2 separate regions of the Homo sapiens genome follow, and region 2 is linked to region 1. A link is an interaction called in ENCODE POLR2A ChIA-PET data of the cell type or tissue named here. Cell type or tissue: CD4-positive, alpha-beta T cell. All regions are shown on one strand. Each heading gives the region's core, and the rest is flanking DNA. Links, peaks and the distances in the headings are about the cores only.

The links. Peaks named below come from ENCODE experiments on the same cell type or tissue, not always from the same donor. Only the 100,000 strongest peaks of a DNase experiment are listed, where the experiment ranks them.
Region 2: POLR2A ChIA-PET joins it to region 1 with 5 read pairs; 9 of 35 experiments call an interaction of 5 or more read pairs at or near these places.

Annotation. Positions count from the first base shown.
Region 1 is chr9:34,136,132-34,144,462 of GRCh38, forward strand. No RefSeq gene overlaps it. Among named protein-coding and RNA genes, the nearest start is that of DCAF12, 14 kb to the left of the region's middle. RefSeq lists a silencer at 7,418-7,609. In CD4-positive, alpha-beta T cell, for the core only: no CTCF peak of the experiment used is centred there; a DNase peak (open chromatin) is centred at 3,750.
Region 2 is chr9:34,032,116-34,040,446 of GRCh38, forward strand. All of the region lies in intron 1 of UBAP2 (ubiquitin associated protein 2), which reads right to left. Among named protein-coding and RNA genes, the nearest start is that of UBAP2, 13 kb to the right of the region's middle. RefSeq lists an enhancer at 1,125-2,118. In CD4-positive, alpha-beta T cell, for the core only: no CTCF peak of the experiment used is centred there; no DNase peak of the experiment used is centred there.

The DNA.
Region 1 (8,331 bases), core at 128-8,127:
TATAATCCCAGCTACTAGGGAGGCTGAGGCAGGATAATCGCTTGAACCCAGGAGGTAGAGGTTGCAGTGAGCCGAGATCATGCCACTGCACTCCAGCCTGGGCAACAGAGCGAGACTCCATCTCAAATAAAATAAAGTAAAACAAAAATAAAAAATAAGAGAGAAATAGCTAATTGGAAGAAAAACAATGTACCTCATCCTACTCATGCTATCTTCCTACCGCCTTCATACATTTCTGAAATGACTAATGTGGGTATATATAAATATAAAAATTGTACACAAATATTACCTACCAATTTTGTTGAGGAGTCTTCCATCAGTCATATTTTTTGAGTCAAATACAACACAATCTTGGCATAAAAACAAACACATAGGTATCAACTAATGATAGGAAAATAAAATGGCTTGCAAAATGGAACAAATATTTTAAAAAAATTATTAGATAATTAGGCAACGTTTTTCCTCTGATCACAAATGTCCAGAAATGTCTTTAAAGACCATTACCGGCTGGTGGTGGCTCATGCCTGTAATCCCAGCACTTTGGGAGGCCGAGGCAGGCAGATCACTTGAGGCTGGGAGTTTACAGCCAGCCCAGGCAACATGGTGAAACCCTGTTACTACAAAAAAATACAAAAATTAGCCAGGTGTGGAGGCTGAAGTGAAGTTACAAAGGTTACACGCTGCCCTCTCCCTCCCCCTCCCCCTCTCCCCACGGTCTCCCTCTCCCTCTCTTTCCACGGTCTCCCTCTGATGCCGAGCCGAGGCTGGACTGTGCTGCTGCTATCTCCGCTCACTGCAGCCTCCCTGCCTGATTCTCCTGCCTCGGCTTGCCGAGTGCCTGCGATTGCAGGCACGCGCCGCCACGCCTGACTGGTTTTCGTATTTTTTTGGTGGAGACGGGGTTTCGCTGTGTTGGCCGGGCTGGTCTCCAGCTCCTGACCGCGAGTGATCCGCCAGCCTCGGCCTCCCGAGGTGCCGGGATTGCAGACGGAGTCTGGTTCACTCAGTGCTCAATGTTGCCCAGGCTGGAGTGCAGTGGCGTGATCTCAGCTCGCTACAGCCTCCACCTCCCAGCCGCCTGCCTTGGCCTCCCAAAGTGCCGAGATTGCAGCCTCTGCCCTGCCGCCACCCCGTCTGGGAAGTGAGGAGCGTCTCTGCCTGGCCGCCCATCATCTGGGACGTGAGGAGCCCCTCTGCCTGGCTGCCCAGTCTGGAAAGTGAGGAGCGTCTCTGCCCGGCCGCCATCCCATCTAGGAAGTGAGGAGCACCTCTTCCCGGCCACCATCCCATCTAGGAAGTGAGGAGCGCCTCTTCCCGGCCGCCATCCCATCTAGGAAGTGAGGAGCGTCTCTGCCAGGCCGCCCATCGTCTGAGATGTGGGGAGCGCCTCTGCCCCGCCGCCCCGTCTGGGAGGTGAGGAGCATCTCTGCCCGGCCGCCCCGTCTGAGAAGTGAGGAGCCCCTCCGCCCGGAAGCCGCGCCCTCTGAGAAGTGAGGAGCGTCACCGCCCGGCAGCCACCCCGTCCAGGAAGGAGGTGGGGGTCACCCACCGCCAGGCCAGCCGCCCCGTCCAGGAGGGAGGTGGGGGGGTCAGCCCCCCGCCCGGCCAGCCGCCCCGTCCGGGAGGTGAGGGGCGCCTCTGCCCGGCCGCCCCTACTGGGAAGTGAGGAGCCCCTCTGCCCGGCCAGCCGCCCGGTCCGGGAGGGAGGTGGGGGGGTCAGCCCCCGTCCGGCCGGCCGCCCCGTCCGGGAGGGAGGTGGGGGGGTCAGCCCCCCCGCCCGGCCGGCCGCCCCGTCCGGGAGGGAGGTGGGGGGGTCAGCCCTCTACCCAGCCAGCCGCCCCGTCCGGGAGGGAGGTCGGGGGGGTCAGCCCCCTGCCCGGCCAGCCGCCCCTTCCGGGAGGTGAGGGGCGCCTCTGCCCGGCTGCCCCTACTGGGAAGTGAGGAGCCCCTCTGCCCGGCTAGCCGCCCGGTCCGGGAGGGAGGTGGGGGGGTCAGCCCCTCGCCCGGCCAGCCGCCCCGTCCGGGAGGTGGGGGGCGCCTCTGCCCGGCCGCCCCTACTGGGAGGTGAGGAGCCCCTCTGCCCGGCCACCTCCCCGTCTGGGAGGTGTGCCCGGCAGCTCATTGAGAACGGGCCATGATGACAATGGCGGTTTTGTGGAGTAGAAAGTGGGGAGAGGTGGGGAAAAGAGTGAGAAATCGGATGGTTGCCGTGTTTGTGTAGTAGGAGGTAGACATGGGAGACTTTTCATTTTGTTCTGTACTAAGAAAAATTCTTCTGCCTTGGGATCCTGTTGATCTGTGACCTTACCCCCAACCCTGTGCTCTCTGAAACATGTGCTGTGTCCACTCAGGGTTAAATGGATTAAGGGCGGTGCAAGATGTGCTTTGTTAAACAGATGCTTGAAGGCAGCATGCTCGTTAAGAGTCATCACCATTCCCTAATCTCAAGTACCCAGGGACACAAACACTGCGGAAGGCCGCAGGGTCCTCTGCCTAGGAAAACCAGAGACCTTTGTTCACTTGTTTATCTGCTGACCTTCCCTCCACTATTGTCCTGTGACCCTGCCAAATCCCCCTCTGTGAGAAACACCCAAGAATGATCAATAAAAAATAAATAAATTAAAAAAAAAAAAAAAAGGTTACACGCTAAAAAAAAAAAAAAAATTAGCCAGGTGTGGTGGTGTGCACTTGTAGTCCCAGCTATTGGGGGTGGGGCTGAGGTTAGAGGTTTTTTAGAGCCCAGGATGTGCAGTTTGCAGTGAGACCTGTCTCAAAACAACAATCAAAAACCATTTCCAAGAAATAAATGCAATAAATATTGTGATGTTCCCTCTCTGTGTGTGTATTCTTACCACCTACTTGTGTGCTTATTTATTGAAATAAAATTGCAGACATAAATTTTTCCCTGTTGGTTTTTTGTTTGTTTGTTTGTTTGCTTTCTGAGACAGAGTCTTGCTCTGTTGTCCAGGCTGGAGTGCAATGGCACGATCTCGGCTCACTGCAACCTCCGCCTCCCGGGCTCAAGCAATTCTCCTGCCTCATCCTCCCAAGTAGTTGGGATTACAGGTGCCCATCACCCTGCCTGGCTATTCTTTTGTGTTTTTAGTAGAGATGGGATTTCACCATGTTGGCCAGGCTGGTTTTGAACTCCTGACCTCAAAGATCCGCCTGCCTCAGCCTCCCAAAGTGCTGGGATTACAGGTGTGAGCCACTGCGCCTGGCCCCTATTGTTTAAATATAGTAATTTTATGAGAACTTACCTATTTTATTTTTGTATCTATTAAAAACATCATTTTTGGCTGGGCATGGTGGTTCACACCTGTAATCATAGCACTTTGGGAGGTAGAGATGGGTGGATCACTTGAGGCCAGGAGTTCGAGACTAGTCTGAGCAACATGATGAAACCCTGTTTATACAAAAAAATACGAAAATTAGCTGGGCATGGTGGCGTGCATCTGTAGTCCCAGCTACTTGGGAGGCTGAGGTGGAGAATCACCTAAGCCTGGGGAGGTGGAGGTTGCAGTGAGCTACAATTGCACCACTGCACTCCAGCCTGCGCAACAGAGTGAGACCCACTCTCCAAAAAAAAAAAAAAATTTTTTTCAAAGTAAAAAAAGTAATCTAATAGAGGAAAATGCTCCAGTCAGAGTGGCTTGGAATCTGTTTTAGTTCATAAAACTAGGGGCTGAGGTGAGAAAAAGAGGCTGAAACAAGCTGCTGCCCTCTGCTGCCTGGGACAGCAGCTTTTGTAACTCTCATACCCAGGAACCAGGCCAACATAGACATGGCCACAAAACCAGGATCTGTGCCAAACATACAGGGCCATGACTGAATTCACAAAAACCCTAGATAAGGATGGTGAGAGCAGTGAGAAAGAAGGTTATAGCAAAACAAAACAGAACGAAATTGCAAAACTTCCCACTCTAAGATGAACCTGCAAATAAATTTCCTCAACTTATTAAAATTAATTGTAGACAGGACAAATTCCCCAACACCAACACCAAAAAAAAAAAAAAAAAAAAAACCAACCAAAAAAACAAACAAAGTAAAATCCTCCATAATTAGGAGGGTAATTCACTATAGATAAATGCAAAGAAAAGAACAATCTTTAAAAGACCTTTTTCACAGATACTCTCAATCTAAGAAAAAAACAACAGAAATAAAAGGCTTCAACACAAGTATGCCTTGGATCCTCAAAGGGATAAAGGAAGAATAACAAATTGAATAAACGTAAAAAGAGATCTCGCGCATTGGCTCATGCCTATAATCCCAGCACTGTGGGAGGCCAAGACAGGAGGATCATTTGAGGCCAGGGGTTTGAGAACAGCCTGGGAGATATAGTGAGACCCTGTCTCTAAATAAATAAAGAAAGAAAGAACACATATTCTTTGATTCATCTCCCTCTGGGAAGTACAGCTCAATTTCTCTCTTATTCAGTATTGCCTGGACTCAGTGACTCACTTCTAATGCATAGAATTTGGAAAGGGAAAAATAGCAACTGCACAATGGAGATACCACCTTAACCAAGTGATCAAGTTAACCTAAATAATAATGTCAGACTGATATCTTATAACCCCTTATATGATGTGATGAGAAGGGCACTTTACCTCTGTAGCATTCTTCCCCAAAATCTATAACCCTAGCTTAACAGAAAACATCAGATAAAAACCTAAATTGAGGAACATTAGACAAAATAACCTGCCCAGTACTCTTTAAAAATGCCAAGGTCATGAGACAATGAAAGACTGAGTACAGTCACGGATTTGAGACTTGACAACTAGATTCAACATGGTGTCTTGGATTGGATTCTGAACAGAAAAAAAGAAAAAAGAAAAATTAAGGAAATCTGAATAAAGTTAATAGTATTATATCAAGTTTAGTTTCTTACTTTTGATAAATGTCTCAGTTATGCAAGACATTACGTAACTGTTAACATTAGGGAAAGCTGGGTGGAGGATAAACAAGAATTTGCTATGCTATCTCTGAAGCTCTTCTGTAAATCTAAAATTATTTCAAAATGAAAACTTTAAAAATTAAAAATAAATGAATCAATTAGAAATCCTGAAAATAATTTCCTAAATGAAAAAAGTAAGTTATTGGTAATAAACCCTCAATAAACTAGATATACATTATCTTAGATGGACATAGACAAACAGAGTGTTAGTGAATTAGAAGATGGTTCTAAGGAAGTGGCTTAGAGAACAGCATACAAATTGACCAGGCACAGTGTTTCACGCTTGTAATCCTAGCACTTTGAGAGGCCGAGGTGGGCGAATCACCTGAGGTCAGGAGTTCGAGATCAGCCTGGACAACATGGTGAAACCCCATCTCTACTAAAAAATACAAAAATTAGCCAGACACAGTGGCGCATGCCTGTAATCCCAGCTACTCAGGAGGCTAAGGCTGGAGAATAGCTTGAACTGGGGAGGCGGATGCTGCAATGAGCCGAGATTGCACCACCGCACTCCAGGCCAGGCAACCGAGCGAGACTCCATCTCAAAAAAACCGAAAAACAAAAATTAGCTTGGTGTGGTGGCAGGTGCCTGTAATCCTAGCTGCTCAGGAGGCTGAGGCAGGAGAATCACTTGAATCTGGGAGGTGGAGGTTGCAGTGACCCGAGATCACACCATTACGCTCCAGCCTGGGTGACAGAGGAGACTCCACCTCAAAGAAAAAAAAAAGAGAGAACAACATAAAAAGATAGAAATTGAGTATAATAAAAAGGCATGGAGGTTAGAAGTGGCATTATTGAAAATGGCAGAGTAGGGGATCCATTTCTCCCCAGAAACACTGAAAAACTTGGCAAAACCTGTTGGAATTCAACCTTATCAGAATGCTAGGAGACAGTTAAAAGTTTACAGCAACGGGCCGGGTGCTATGGCTTATGCCTGTAATCCCAGCACTTTGGGAGACTGAGGCGGGTGGATCACCTGAGACCAGGAGTTCAAGATCAGCCTGACCAATATGGTGAAACGCTGTCTCTACTTAAAATACAAAAATTAGCTGGGCGTGGTGGCGTGCGCCTGTAGTCCCAGCTACTTGGGAGGCTGGGGCAGGAGAATTGCTTGAACCTGGAAGGAGGGGATTGCAGTGAGCCAAGATTGTGCCACTGCACTCCAGCCTGAGCGACAGAGTGACACTCCATCTCAAAAAAAAAAAAAAAAAGAAAAAGAAAAGTTTACAGCAACCAAATGCTTAACCAAGAGAAAGGCCACTGAAGCAGCTAAGATTTTTGTGGTATTTTAGCTTACCTTAGCCCCATCCCCTCCTTAGAGAAGCAGTGATCTTAGAGCCAGCAGCTTGTGTTCCCTGTTCAGATACCTCGTTCTAGAGAGAGCAGAGTGGACCTTGTTCCTATGGAATAGGATTTGATTTTTTTTTTTTTTTTTTTTTTTTTTTTTTTGAGACTGAGTTTCGCTCTTTCACCCAGGCTGGAGTGCAATGGTGTGATCTCAGCTCATAGCAGCCTCTGCCTCCCGGGTTCATGCCATTCTCCTGCCTCAGCCTCCCAAGTAGCTGGAATTACAGGTGCCCGCCACCACGCCCAGATAATTTTTGTATTTTTAGTAGAGAGGGGGTTTCACCATGTTGGCCAGGCTGGTCTCAAACTCTTGACCTCAGGTGATCCACCCACCTTGGCCTTCCAAAGTACTAGGATTACAGGTGTGAGCCGCCGCGCCGGCCCAGGATTTGTCTTTTGAACCTAACTAGGGTTTCTCTTTGTTGTAACTAACTTGGAACTCTGCTAGGATAGAGCAGCTACACAGACTTTTCCTAAAAGCAATTAAGAACAAATGAATGAACTGCTATGGGCTGGGCAAAACAAACAATCAAAAAAACAGCTAGATCAAACAACAGACATGTTGAAAGCCTGAGAGGAAAATCCAGAGAATGATATTTTGGGGGAGAATAAGAGCTTTGAAAGTTTTCTATGTTTACAGGGGAATCTAGAAAGCCACACACATGCCAAGAGAAGGACACATGCTTAGAGAAAAACTGGGAAGACCATGAGTTTTCACCTCTGCCTGATTTTTAGACTCAGTGCAAGCAAGAAGTGGAGGTTTAGACAGAGTTGCAAACAGCATGGCTAAGCATAGAAGGAGTGATTCAACATAGAGCCAATCTGCAAAGACCTGGAAATTTTTCTTTTCTTTTGTACTGCTTTTTTCCTTCCCTTATTTCCTTTTCTCCAGGCATTTAAGGAAACATCTGGCAAACCACAGTAAAAAAAAAATATGGTTATGTAAGAGAAGGTTCTGGCTTTTTTTTTTTTTTTTTTTTGGAGGCTGAGTCTCGCTCTGTTGACCATGCTAGAGTGCAGTGGTGTGATCTCGGCTCAACCTCTGCCTCCCAAGCTCAAGCAATTCTTGTGCCTCAGCCTCCTGAATAGCTGGGACTACAGGCCCCCACCACCACGCCCAGCTAATTTTTTGTATTTTAGTAGAGACAGGGTTTCACCATGTTGCCCAGGGTGGTCTTGAACTCCTGAGTTCAGTCAATCCACCTGCCTCGGCCTACCAAAGTGCTAGGATTGCAGGCGTGAGCCACAGTGCCCGGTTGGTCCTTGCTTTTAAGAAACCAACACTGGGCCGGGCGCGGTGGCTCACGCCTGTAATCCCAGCACTTTGGGAGGCTGAGGCAGGCGGATTACGAGGTCAGGAGATCGAGACCATCCTGGCTAGCACGGTGAAACCCCATCTCTACTAAAAATACAAAAAAAAAAATTAGCCGGGCATGGTGGCAGGCGCCTGTAGTCCCAGATACTCGGGAGGCTGAGGCAGGAGAATGGCGTGAACCCGTGAGGCAGAGCTTGCAGTGAGCCAAGATCACACCACTGCACTCCAGCCTGGGTGACAGAGCAAGACTCTGTCTCAAAAAAAAAAAAAAAAAAAGAAACGAACACTGAAATACAGTACTTAGGAGTTTTCAACTTTCCAACATTCTAATATTTCCAATTTATTGTCAGAGAAGTGAAAAAGATTCATTCCTTTAGCAATCATTTCTTAGGCCCTACTGTGTGATACGTGTGGTGGGTGGGCAGAGATGTGACCTGGTCCTCCTCCCTGTCCTTAAGGAGCTCATAGACTAGTAGGGAACCCATCCAACTAAAGCACTTGATAGTCTAAGGACCATAAGGAGTATGAACAGAGCTGTGGGAGCTCAGCAGAGGAAGAAGATCAAGAATGGCTCCTTAAAAGAAGTCACATAGGCCTAATGCTGTGGCTCACATCTGTAATCCCAGCACTTTGGGAGGCCGAGGCGGATGGATCACCTGAGGTCAGGAGTTTTGAGGCCAGCTTGGCCAACATGGCAAAACTGCCTCTCTACTAA
Region 2 (8,331 bases), core at 277-8,276, 100 kb before region 1:
CATGACCCTATAGCACCAAAAAATTTAAAAAGTGCTAATAAGTTGCCAACTTAACATCCTCATCCATGTCAAATTCTATCCCTAAACGTAGCTAAACACGGCTCTCTCGCCAACCATGTTCAGCTGCAGGAATCCCCATCTATCCTCTCTTGAAAGGATGAAAGTAAGAACAAATTAACTCATAGATTTAATACCAACAGCACAATAACCTTGGTCTGTGATAAAGACTCAGGCATATTTCTGTCTTTATACACTCACACTCCCTCTGCCCTGAGTCTCCAGCTCTGCATCCACCAAAGTAAGATTAACTTCCCACTAGTTACTCTGTCCCAAGGCTTCACAGGAAAGGGGATAAAGGAGGAAAACCACCTTCCCCCTTTGGCCAGTCAGAAGGAAGGAAGATATCAAAATATAGGCTAACCTACCTCAGCTTTCTTAGGGATACAAGTTCAATAAAACAATTTTTCTTCTACTACAGTCATGATGACCACAACCAGTCACAGAGATTAAGAATCTTTGTTTCTTAGGCTGGGTGTGGTGGCTCATGCCTGTAATTCCAGCACTTTGGGAGGCCGAGGCAGGCGGATCACTTGAGGTCCGGAGTTTGAGATCAGCCTGGCCAACATGTCAAAACCCTATCTTTACAAACAATACAAAAATTAGCTGGGCGTGGTTGCACGCACCTGTAATCTCAGCTAGTCCAGAGGCTGGGGCACGAGAATCACTTGAACCTAGGAGGCAGAGGTTGCAGTGAGCCGCCACTGTACTCTGGCCTGGGCAACAGAGCAAGACCCTGTCTTCAAAAAAAAAAAAAAAAAAATCAACATCTTTGCTTCTTGATACTCTAAGCCACAATGTTTAACTCTTGCTTCTTATTTTCAAGAACAGAAAAACCATGACAGTACTCAACACACAGTACAACTACTATGGAAAACAATTTGGAGGTTCTGGAAAAAACTAAAAATTGAGCTACCATATGATCCAGCAATCTCACTGCTGGGTATATACCCAAAATAAGGGAAATCAGTATATTGAAGAAATATCTGCATTCCTGTTTGTTGCAGCACTGTTTACAATAGCTAAGATTTGGAAGTAACCTAAGTGTCTATCAACAGGTGAATAGATAAAACATGGTACTTATACACAACAGAGTACTACTTAGCCATAAAAAAGAATGAGATCCTGTCATTTGAAACAACGTGGATAGAACCGGAGATCATTATGTTAAGTGAAATAACCCAGAAACAGAAAGACAAACATCACATGTTCTCACTTAGTTGTGGGAACTAAAAATCAAAACAATTGAACTCATAATCACAGACAGTAGAAGGATGGAGTATCAGAGGCTAGGAAGGGTAGTGGGGGACTTGGGGGAGGTAGGGATGGTTATTGAGTACAAAAATAATAAGACCCACTATTTGATAGCACAATAGGGTAACTATAGTCAATAACTTAATTGTATACTTTTTTTTTTTCTCCTGAGACAGGGTCTGACTCTTTCGCCCAGGCTGAAGCGCAGTGGTGCAATCTCGGTTCCCTGCAACCTCTGCCTCCTGCGCTCAAGAGATTCTCCCACCTCAACCTCCCAAGCAGCTGCGACTACAGTCAAGCATCAAATCAATTCTTTTTTTTTTTTTTTAAACAGAGTTTCACTCTGTTGCCCAGGCTGGAGTGCAATGGCATGATCTCAGCTCACTGCAACCTCTGCCTCCCAGGTTCAAGCAATTCTCCTGTCTCAGCCTCCCAAGTAGCTGGGATTACAGGCACCCACCACCATGCCTGGCTAATTTTTGCATTTTTAGTAGAGACGGGGTTTCGTCATGTTGGCCAAGCTGTTCTTGAACTCCTGACCTCAGGTGATCCACCTGCCTCAGCCTCCCAAAGTCCTAGGATTAAAGGCATGACCCACCACGCCCGGCTTCAAATCAATTCTTAATGAAGACCAGATGACCTAAAATAATAGTTCTCATTATTCACATCTCTGCAGGAACCATTTCAACATTTGGCACTCAAATGTCACAAATTCACAATTTATTTCACAAGTGATTTATAAAAGTTCAACATACCTATTAAGTCATTTTGAGACAGTTACATCATCTCTAGGTTTTATTACAAGCCTAAAATATAAATACTGATTTAATACTTCAGAAGTTTTTCATTATAGTTCTTCAACTTTCCTCATGAATCCAGGATATCAAGTCCTGGTTTTTCTTTTTTTAGTAAAAGTATATTGCTTTTATTTTACTGACATCCTTATTACTTAATCACTCATGCCAAAAGCAACTTTCTTAAAAATGTCTGTTACCTAAAGAATGTATCTATCAAAACAAAGTCATGCCATCCATTTAAACATTAACACACCTGCCACATAAGTATCTGGTCCAGTTTTAATCCAAATACAAAATTCCTTAATAAAGAAAACACTACACTAATGAGAAATACCCCACATCCTTATATGTCTAAAGAACCACTCAACTGGCTGGGCACAGTGGCTCACGCCTGTAATCCCAGCACTTTGGGAGGCACAGGCGGGCGGATCAGGAGGTCAGGAGATCAAGACCATCCTGGCTAACATGGTGAAACCCTGTTTCTACTAAAAATACAAAAATTAGCCAGGTGTAGTGGCATGAGCCTATAGTCCCAGCTACTGGAGAGGCTGAGGGAGGAGAATTGCTTCAACCTGGGAGGCGGAGGTTGCAGTGAGTCAAGATCACGCCACTGCACTCCAGCCTGGGAAACAGCGAGACTCAATCTCAAAACAAACAAACAAACAAAAAAAAAACGAATCGCTCAACTGTTCTCTACATCCGGATTACTCTCAAAAACAAAGGCTCAGAAAAATTACCTTCCAAGCACTCCTGAAACTTCATGTTCTATCTTGTAAGCAACAACTACATAAACTGTATTTCACAAAATGAATACATTCACTGCCTCCATTTCCTCACTAAACATCTCCTTAACCTTCTGTATTCTGGTTTCCATCACCCTATCACTCTAACAGTAGGAAAAATGCTACTCCCTAGGTCACCACTGGTCTCCTAATTGTCAAATCTTTCTTCTGTTCTCATTCTTTCATCTGTCTCTGTCATTCAAAACATTTCATACGGCTAGGCGCGGTGGCTCACGCCTGTAATCCCAGCACTTTGGGAGGCCGAGGCGGGCGGATCACCTGAGGTCAGGAGTTCAAGACCAGCCTGGCCAACATGGTGGAACCCCATCTCTACAAAAGTACAAAAATTAGCCGGGCATGATGGCGGGTGCCTGTAATCCCAGCTACTTGGGAGGCTGAGGTGGGAGAACAGCTTGAACCTGGGAGGTGGAGGTTGCAGTGAGCCGAGATCGCGCCACTGCACTCCAGTCTGGGTGACAGAGCGAGACTCCATCTAAAAAAAAAAAAAAATATATATATATAAAGATTAGCCAGGTTTGTGGTGGCACGTGCCTGTAATTCCAACTACTCAGAGGAGGCTGAGGCACAAGAATCACTTGAACCTGGGAGGCAGAAGTTGCAGTGAGTCGAGATCGTGCTACTGTACTCCAACCTGGGATATAAAGCGAGACTCCATCTCAAAAATAAAGAAAGAAACAAACAAACACTATCAACAAAAACTGTCAACTTCTGTTCACAAACCATCAACTCCTCAATAAAATGCAAACTGTTTATTCCTTCCAATCCCTACACTTGGTCAAACCAGCCTTGGTATTCTCCTAAATCGTCCCTGCCTTTTTGCCTTCACGTTCCACAGGCATGTTTACTCAAGGACATACTGCACATTCTCTCTTTTTTTTTTTGAGTGGGGGAAATCGCTTGAGCCCAGGTAGGTTAAGGCTGCAGTGAGCCTGATCGCATCACTGCATTCCTGAGTGACAGAGTAAGACCCTGTCTCAAACAAAATAGAACAAAGCAAAATAACAGCAAATTCTAATAAAACTAAACTCTGAATACAACATTTAAAGTGTTTTAACAATTTAATTGTAACTTCAGGAATTTGATACTTTTTTCTTTTTTTTTTTTTGAGACGGAGTTTCACTCTTGTTGCCCAGGCTGGAGTACAATGGCATGATCTTGGCTCACTGCAACCTCCGCCTCCCAGGTTCAAACGATTCTCCTCCTCCTCAGCCTCCCAAGTAGCTGGGGTTACAGGCACCCACCGCCATGCCCGGATAATTTTTTATAATTTAATAGAGATGGGGTTTCTCCATGTTGGTCAGGATGGTCTCAAACTCCCGACCTCAGGTGATCTGCCCGTCTCGGCCTCCCAAAGTGCTGGGATTACAGGCGTGAGCCACCGTGCCCAGCCTTGATACTTGATTCTATAGGAAGAATCTAAGAAAACTAAGGCTCAGCCTCCCCAGCTCAAGGAATCCTTGCCAAATACTCAAGCTCAATTCAACAATGCTTTTCTCTGTCACAGGCAGCAGTACCCTGGAATCCTATACACACATTTAAACTGTGTGTGTCTGCTCACCAACATGTAAGCAACTGAAGATCAGGAACCTACATTATTCATCTGTATTCTAGCATCTAACATTGTTGACAACTGGCAGCAATAAATATTCGTTCAAGTGAACACCTATAGAGTAGCATATACCATTTGCGCAGGGAGAACCATCATTCAGGCCTAATCTGCAGTAATGTAAACTTAGCATTCACAGAAATAACAGAGAATATACTACCTTAAGTTTTTCTCTTTTTTTTTTTTTTTTTTTTGAGACAAGGTCTCATTCTGTCTGCCCAGGCTGGAGCACAGTGGTGCGATCTCAGGTACCTCACTGACCTCTGCCTCCCCTCCAGGGTTCCAGCAATTCTCCCGCCTCAGCCTCCCAAGTAGGTGGGACTATAGGCATGTGCCACCACACCCAGCTATTTTTTTTTTTTTTTTTTTTTTTTTTGAGAGAGTCTCGCTCTATCACCCGGGCTGGAGTGCAGTGGCACAATCTCGGCTCGCTGCAACCTCCGACTTCTGGGATCAAGCGATTCTCCTGCCTCGGCCTCCGGATTAGCTGAGATTACAGAGGCGTGCCACCATGCCTGGCTAATTTTTTGTATTTTTAATAGAGACGGGGTTTCACCGTTTTAGCCAGGATGGTCTCGATCTCCTGACCTCGTGATCCGCCCGCCTCGGCCCCCCAAAGTGCTGGGATTACAGGCGTGAGCCACCGCGCCCAGCCCACACACAGCTAATTTTTGTATTTTTTGGTAGAGGTAGGGTTTCACCATGTTGGCCAGGCTGGTCTCAAACACCTGACCTCAAGTGATCCACTTGCCTTGGTCTCCCAAAGAGCTGGGATTACAGGAGAGAGCCACTGCGCCCAGCCCATATACTACCTTAAGTTTTTACTAATGTAATTGTTGCCTCACTCCCACAAATCAAAGGAAACTTTCATCAGTGTTTCAAAACTTAGGGTTGGCATAGCAGTCATGGAATACATATTTTTAGACTTTCCAAAAGCCCCAAAAAGTTACATTTTATCCTACAATAAATTAGCAATTTACTTAGCATTGATGAAAATTACCTGAACTAAGTAACAGCAGTAGTTATTTCTTGCTTATCAGATGACCTGACTGGCAATTATATCTGATAAATAATTGAGAAAATAATCATCTGAGAAAAGGATTATCATTCAGTAGTGTACTTCAGTCACAATATGTAAATACACAAACCCTGACTGGATGGGAAAAGAGGCTATAAAAATACTTCAGTGACAATATGTAAATACAGAAACCCCGACTGGATGGGAAAGAGGCTATAAAAATACATTTTGTGGGCCTACAGCAGCTGCTCACGCCTATAATCCCAACACTTTGGGAGGCTGAGGTGAGCACTTGAACCCAGAAGTTGAAGACCAGCCTGTGCAATATGATGAAACCCTGTCTCTACAAAAAAAAAAAAAAAAAAAAAATTAGCTAGGCACGGTGGCACAAATCTGTAGTCCCAGGTACCCAAGAGGCTAAGGTGGATCATCTGAGCACGGGGAGTTCAAGGCTGCAATGAGCTAGGATTGCACCACTGCACTCCAGCCTGGGAAAAAAAAAAAAAAAAAAAAAAAAAGGTCGGGCGCGGTGGCTCCTGCCTGTAATCCCAGCACTTTGAGAGGCTGAGGTGGGAAGATCATGAGGTCAGGAGTTCAAGACCAGCCTGGCCAACACAGTGAAACTCTGTCTCTATTAAAAATACAAGCCTCCCCTCTCCCCACGGTCTCCCTCTGATGCCAAGCCAAAGCTGGACTGTACTGCCGCCATCTCGGCTCACTGCAACCTCCCTGCCTGATTCTCCTGCCTCGGCCTGCCAAGTGCCTGCGATTGCAGGCGCGCGCCGCCACACCTGACTGGTTTTCGTATTTTTTTGGTGGAGACGGGGTTTCGCTGTGTTGGCCGGGCTGGTCTCCAGCTGCTAACCGCGAGTGATCTGCCAGCCTAGGCCTCCTGAGGTGCCGGGATTGCAGACAGTGTCTCATTAACTCAGTGCTCAATGTTGCCCAGGCTGGAGTGCAGTGGCGTGATCTCGGCTCACTACAACCTCCACCTCCCACCCGCCTGCCTTGGCCTCCCAAAGTGCCGAGATTGTAGCCTCTGCCCGGCCGCCACCCCGTCTGGGAAGTGAGGAGCATCTCTGCCTGGCCGCCCATCGTCTGGGATGTGAGGAGCCCCTCTGCCCTGCTGCCCAGACTGGGAAGTGAGGAGCGCCTCTTCCTGGCCGCCATCCCGTCTAGGAAGTGAGGAGCGTCTCTGCCCGGCCGCCCATCGTCTGAGATGTGGGGAGCGCCTCTGCCCCGCCACCCCGTCTGGGATGTGGGGAGCGCCTCTGCCCCGCCACCCCATCTGGGATGTGAGGAGCGCCTCTGCCCGACCGCGACCCCGTCTGGGAGTTGAGGAGCGTCTCTGCCCGGCCGACCCGTCTGAGAAGTGAGGAGCCCCTCCGCCCAGCAGCCGCCCCGTCTGGGAAGTGAGGAGCCCCTCCGCCCGGCAGCCACCCCGTCTGGGAAGTGAGGAGCGTCTCCGCCCGGCAGCCGGCCCGTCTGGGAGGTGGGGGGCAGCCTCCGCCCAGCCAGCCGCCCCTTCCGGGAGGGAGGTGGGGGGCAGCCCCCGCCCGGCCAGCCGCCCCGTTGGGGAGTTGGGGGGCGCCTCCGCCTGGCCGCCGCCCCGTCCGAGAGGTGGGGGGGGCGCCTCTGCCCGGCCACCCCTTCTGGGAAGTGAGGAGCCCCTCTGCCCGGCCGCCACCTCATCTGGGAGGTGTACCCAACTGCTCATTGAGAACGGGCCATGATGACGATGGCGGTTTTGTCGAATAGAAAAGGGGGAAATGTGGGGAAAAGATAGAGAAATCAGATTGTTGCTGTGTTTGTGTAGAAAGAAGTAGACATAGGAGACTCCATTTTGTTCTGTACTAAGAAAAATTCTTCTGCCTTGGGATGCTGTTAATCTATAACCTTACCCCCAACCCCGTGCTCTCTGAAACATGTGCTGTGTCCACTCAGGGTTAAATGGATAAAGGGCGGTGCAAGATGTGCTTTGTTAAACAGATGCTTGAAGGCAGTTAAGAGTCATCACCACTCCCTAATCTCAAGTACCCAGGGACACAAACACTGCAGAAGGCCGCAGGGACCTCTGCCTAGGAAAACCAGAGACCCTTGTTCACTTGTTTATCTGCTGACCTTCCCTCCACTATTGTCCTATGACCCTGCCAAATCCCCCTCTGCGAGAAACACCCAAGAATGATCAATAAATACTAAAAAAAAAAAAAAAAAAAAAAAAATACAAGCCGCACACGGTGGCTCACGTCTGTAATCCCAGCACTTTGGGAGGCCGAGGCGGGCGATCACCTGAGGTCGGGAGTTCAAGACCAGCCTGATGAACATGGAGAAACCCCGACTCTACTAAAAGTACAAAATTAGCCGGGGGCATGGTGGCACATGCCTGTAATCCCAGCTACTTGGGAGGCTGAGGCAGGAGAATCACTTGAACCCAGGAGGCGGAGGTTGCGTTGAGCCAAGATCACGCCATTGCACACTAGCCTGGGCGACAAGGGCTAGACTCCGTCTCAAAAAAAAAAAAAAATTAGCCAGGTGTGGTGGCACGTGCCTGTAGTCCCAGCTACTAGGGAGGCTGGGGCAGAAGAATCCCTTAAACTCGGGAGGCGGAGGTTGCAGTGAGCCGAGCCCACGCCATTGCACTCCAGCCTGGGTGACAGAATGAGACTCTGTCTCAAAAAAAAAAAAAAAAAAAAAAAAGGGACAGAAAACAAACACACAGGCCAGCCAACTAGAAGACTAAATATAATGGCAGACATATATCCAAAATATCTGTAATTACAACAGATATGAATGGTC